2 separate regions of the Homo sapiens genome follow, and region 1 is linked to region 2. A link is an interaction called in ENCODE POLR2A ChIA-PET data of the cell type or tissue named here. Cell type or tissue: MCF 10A. All regions are shown on one strand. Each heading gives the region's core, and the rest is flanking DNA. Links, peaks and the distances in the headings are about the cores only. Region 1 has its middle 71 kb from the start of NABP1. Region 2 overlaps LOC124900605 (a long non-coding RNA gene).

Region 1 (3,040 bases), core at 230-2,729, 89 kb after region 2:
AATACCACTCTTCAACAACGAAATGTGACCTAGTTGTTCAGCAGCACTATTGGCTTCACTAAAGCGGTTTTGTTCCTTCTCTCAGGTATTATACAAGCGTTCAGAGCCAGTGTGTTGTTTTCTGTGCTCCCCTTCCCCTCTGCTACAACTCCAGACAGACAGAGGCTTCATGTCAGCCTGAGTTCTAGTGAATCTGTAATTGAGTGGAGCCAAAGCCCACCAACAATGTACATGCAGCGTGAGCTACACCTTCGTTATTATAAGCTGCTGAGATTTGAGAGTTGTTTGTTGCTGTACCATAACTTAGCCTATCCTTACTGGGCTAAAGTCCCTGCTTAACCATTTCCTAACTTTGTGACCTTGGAAAATTTACTTCATTTTTCTGAACTTTAGTTTCTTTATTGGTAAAATAAAGTTGATGTTTAAAATTCCTGGTATATACTCAAAAATGACAATTACTATTTATTAATGCTAAGAATTATAATTCTCACTGCAGTGGTGGAATTTTCTTCTAATTTATCTTCTGAAAGAGGAGTTATATTATATTCCTTTTTACTAAGGCAAAGTTACAGACTCAAAGTCTCAGTATATTCACTGATCATCTGTAGATAGAAAAAAATTCTTCCCCAAGATATGAATCTTAGTACCTTGGAATGCTCTTTTTTTTAAGAAGTAAAAAAGATTAACCCAAAATTTCATACAGGAAAAATGCTTTTTCACGCTCAATACCAAAATGTGATATAGCTATTCAACATTGCAGTTGACTTCACTGGAGTAATTTTGTTCCTTCTCTGAGTTATCTGTTATTGAAGATAGTCAAGCACAGATATTGAAATAGATTATTTTTCCATTCCATTGTGAAAACCTTTGTGTTTCCTGCACCCCTTCCCATAAAGTGATGAATTCTATAATGTGAGATAGAGAGTGACAGAGAAAGGGATTATAGTCAGAGAAATGCAATTTAAAAGTAAAAATTCCACTTTCTCTTTTAATTGAAATTGTAATTACATTTAGACTTGAATCTAGCTTGGCTTGATTTCATAATCAATAATTATTTTACATTATGCAACACATTTTCTATCTTAAACATCCATCATTGACATCTGATACCTAGTAAATTCTTTCAGATATTGTAGGTTTTATCTTGCTTAGTTTTCTGGTATCCAGTAATTAAGATATGAGACAGTTGTTTGTCCCTTTAGATGAAAAATGTGTGACTGAAAAAATTAGCACAAGCTAAATCATGGTTTAAATGCATTACAGCAGTAGTTCCCACACAATGTTATGCAACAGAACAACCTGGAACTTTACACATACACCCACACACATTCTCTCTCTCTCTTCTGGGCCCTGCCCCAGGATATATGTATTGCAATCTCCCAAAGCAGAACTCAAACATTTTTTTTCCTAAAAAGCTCCTGAGACACCAAGATTTTGGTTTCTAAATACCATTGCCAAGATGGGCACGGTGGGACACACCTGTAATCCCAGCACTTTGGGAGGCTGATGCAGGAGGATTGTTTAAGCCCAGGAGTTCGAGACCAGCCTGGGCAACATAGGGAGACCCAGTGTCTACAAAAAAACAAACAACAACAAAAAAACCACTATTGCCCACTAAAAGAATCCAGTGACTCCTTAGTGAAATAGGGCTGAGGTGGGAAAAACCTGAGCTTAGAACATTTTTTTGTGCCAGAAAGTAAAAAATTCCTCAAAATGATGGAGATCACGTCAAAGGAAACAGAAGCAAGCAGACTCTTGCAGGCCAGGTGTAGCAAAATTTGATCATGAAAATAAAACTAATAATAGGTTATAACCCAGCGAATAAAATAAGAATCAATACGTCTATATTGTTAAGACGAAAGGATGAAGGAAGGAAAGAAGGGAGAGAGAGAAGCTCTTAAAACAGAATGCTAACTAAAAAATTTAGAAGGAATGATGAAATTAGAAAATCAGTTGAATTAGAATTATCAATAAATACTAAAACTAATGGGTGAGAATTGTGATGAGGAATAAAATATTTACATAGTCTTCCCACAAATTACTTTTTAATGCCAAAGAGAAAATAATAACTTCACAGTGAAACAAGCTGGCAGCCACCAAATGTACTCGCTTGAATGGTGACCCCCGAAAGATATGTCCACATATTAATTGCCAGGACCTGGGATGTGACCTTATTTGAAAAAAAAAAAAAAAATGGTGGGGTGGGGGGGATCTTTGCTGATGTAATTAAACTAAGGATCTTGAGATCAGATCAGTTGGGATTACTTGGACGGACTCTAAATCAATGACAAATGTCCTGACAAGAGACAGAAGAGAAGACATGGACAAAGAGAAGGAGGGGACGACCATGCAGAGATGGAGGCAGTGATGAAGTGATGCAGCCACAGGAATGCTGGCAGAAGCTGGGAGGCGCAAAAAGGATTCTCCCCTAGACCCTCCAGAGGGTGTAGGGTCTAGCGACACCTTGATTTTTGGACTTCTGCCCTCCAGACAGTGAGAGAAGAACTTCATACCTTTTTTAAGTGATCCAGTTAGTGATGATTTGTTATGGCAGCCCTAGGAAACTAATATACATCCTAATCAAATGATCAGCGTTAACCTCACCAATAAAGGGATTTACCTTCATCAAGTGGCTCCTGAGGAGATGCACTGAGAGGTTTACAGCATTACTCACTAATGTTTGTGTTAAAATTGCATAACGTGAATCTAATCATGAGGAAATATCAGACAAACTCAAATCAAGAACCATTCTATAAAATAATTAGCCTGTACACTTGAAAAATACTAAGGTTATAAAAAACAATGAAAGGCTAAGAAATTGTTCTAAATTAAAGGCGACTAAAGAGATACAACCATAAAATACCATGTGTATCCTTTATTGAATTGTGGACAGTGACGAAGTAGTCACAAGGGACATTTTGGGATAACTGGCAAAGCTTGAATATGAGCTGTGGATTAGATAATATTGTAGTAATCTTAAATTTCCTGTTTTTGCTAATCCTACTGGGATTATGTATGAGAATGTCCTTGTTCTTAGGAA
Region 2 (2,602 bases), core at 9-2,508:
GCCCGGCTAATTTTTTGTATTTTTTTAGTAGAGACGGGGTTTCACCGTTTTAGCCGGGATGGTCTCGATCTCCTGACCTCGTGATCCACCCGCCTCGGCCTCCCAAAGTGCTGGGATTACAGGCGTGAGCCACCGCGCCCGGCCTCTTACATGTTTTTTTTAAGCTTTAAAAAAAAAAATACATTTGAAAATATTTTAAAAAGCTTATAGAATGACATAAAGAAAATATTTTTGTACAGCTGTACAATGTGTGTTTTAAGCTAAGTGTTATTACAAGAGTTAAAAACTTAAAAAACATTTAAAAAGTTTAAAAAGTAAGTTACAGTGAGCTAACTCATTATTGAAGAAGAAAATGTTTTTTATAAATTTAGTGTAGCCCAAATGTTCATAAATTCTACAGTAGTGTAGAATAATTTCCTAGGCCTCCACATTCACTCACCACTCACTCACTGACTCATACAGAGCAACTTCCAACCTCTAAGCTCCATTCCTGGTAAGTGCCCTTGCAAGTGTACCATTTTTTGACTTTTATACTGTGTTTTTACTGTACCTTTTCTATGTTTAGATACACAAATGTTTACCATTCTGTTACAATTGCCTACAGTATTCAGTACAGTAACATGCTATACAGGTTTGTAGCTTAGGAGCAATAGACTACATCATATAGCCTAGGTGTGCAGTAGGTATATTCTATGATGTTGGCACAGGGACAAAAGTGCCTAACGGCACCATTTCTCAGAATATATCCCTGTCATTAAGTGACACATCACTGTATAAGTATTTTTTATCTTGATTATAAGTGTGACGTGTGTAAAACATTGACATGGTTCTAAAGTTCTAGCTACAAAACAAAGTAAATTTAGAGAAATCTAACTTCCATCTGTGTCCCCTTGCTTTCTTCTAAAAAATCATTTTAGTGGTTTCTTATTCTTTCATTTTCTAAATAAAAGCAAAATACATATTTATATTCTCCCTTTATTAAATAAGAGGTAGCATACTCTATTAACTATTCTACACCTTGTTTTTTTCACTTAACAATATATCCTAAAGATCATTTTATGAAAGTATACAAATTTCCTACCCCTGTTGGAGCTGCTTAGTATTCCACGGGGTGAATGCACTGTAGTAGGTTCAACCACTCCTGAGTTGGTGGACATCTGAGTCGTTTCCAGTCTTTAACTATTATAGGCAATGCTTCGGTGAACATGTCTTTTCATGTTTGTGCCATTGTATCTTTAGTTTTGTATCAGTTAGCTTTTGCTATGTATAGCACACTGCCTCAGAACTTAATGGCATAAAGCTACAATCATTCATTAGCTCAAGATTCTGTAGGTCAGCAATTTTGGCAGAGCTCAGTGCTGTCCTTCTGTTGTTCTCACTCATGTGACTGAAGTCAGCTGGCAACTCAGCTGGAGCTGGATAGTCTAAGACAGACTCATCCATGTGTCTGGTGTAAGCAGGCTGTGAGCCAAGGTTTCTCAAGTGACCTCTCATCCTCCAGCAGGCTAGCTAGTGATCATTTATGTGGTCTCATGGCAGTCTCAGGGCTCCAAGCACTTCAAGAGAGAGCAAGCTCAATGCCCAAGCACTTTTCAATCTTCTGTGGCCATCAAGTTTGCTATTGTCATTTTGATCATGCAGGACACATGGACAAGCCCACTGTCAGTAGAAAAGAAGAGGACTAACCAAAGACGTGCAAACATATTTCCCTGCTTCCATGGAATGGGTATACCACCGTCTATTTGCAAATCATCTACCATGGAGAGACATTCCTAAACGTGGGCGATATGGTTTGGATATTTGTCTCCTCGAAGTCTCATGTTGAAATATGATCCCCGCTGTTGGAGACGGGGCCTAGGGGGAGGTGTTTGGGTCTAGGTAGTGGATCCCTCGTGAATGGTTTGGCACTTTCTCAGTAGCAATGCGTTCACATGAGAACTGGTTGCTTAAAAGAGCCTGGTATCTCTCTTGCTTCCTCTCGTCATGTAATATGCTGGCTCCTCTTCTCTTCCACCAAGACCAAAAGCTTCCTGGGCCTCATCAGAAGCTGAGCAGATGCTAACAGCCCTGCTTGTATACAGCCTGAAGAACCATGAAAAAAAATACCTCCTTTCTTTATAAATTACCCAGCCTCAGATTTTTTTATAGCAATATGAAAGGAATAATATAGCAGGATTGCTGGGTCACAAGGCAAATTTAAATGTAAAATTGCCAAATTCCCCTATAACAGAGATTATACAGTTTTGCATTTCCTCCATCAGTGAATGTTCCTATTCCAATAGTGTTACCAAGAGAATATTTTCTTTTTTGAGACAGAGTTACACTCTCGTCGCCCAGGTTGGAGTGCAGAGGTGCAATCTCGGCTCACTGCAACCTCCACCTCCCAGGTTCAAGCAATTCTCCTGCCTCAGCCTCCCAAGTAGCTGGGATTACAGGTGCGCACCATTATGCCCAGTAAATTTTTGTATTTTTAGTAGAGACGGGGTTTCACCATGTTGGCCAGGCTGGTCTTGAATGCCTGACCTCAGGTGATCCACCCACCTTGGCCTCTCAAAGCGCTGGGATTACAGGCATGAGCCACCACACCTGGCCAAGCAAGTGT

What was found. ChIA-PET counts read pairs that join two places held together with the same protein. Peaks named below come from ENCODE experiments on the same cell type or tissue, not always from the same donor. Only the 100,000 strongest peaks of a DNase experiment are listed, where the experiment ranks them.
Region 1: POLR2A ChIA-PET joins it to region 2 with 5 read pairs; 10 of 35 experiments call an interaction of 5 or more read pairs at or near these places.

The regions. Positions count from the first base shown.
Region 1 is chr2:191,605,567-191,608,606 of GRCh38, reverse strand. No RefSeq gene overlaps it. Among named protein-coding and RNA genes, the nearest start is that of NABP1, 71 kb to the left of the region's middle. In MCF 10A, for the core only: no CTCF peak of the experiment used is centred there; a DNase peak (open chromatin) is centred at 1,326.
Region 2 is chr2:191,695,022-191,697,623 of GRCh38, reverse strand. It overlaps LOC124900605 (a long non-coding RNA gene), which reads right to left. Exons shown (of 3, transcript XR_007088697.1): 3 at 1-2,082. Among named protein-coding and RNA genes, the nearest start is that of NABP1, 18 kb to the right of the region's middle. In MCF 10A, for the core only: no CTCF peak of the experiment used is centred there; a DNase peak (open chromatin) is centred at 1,433.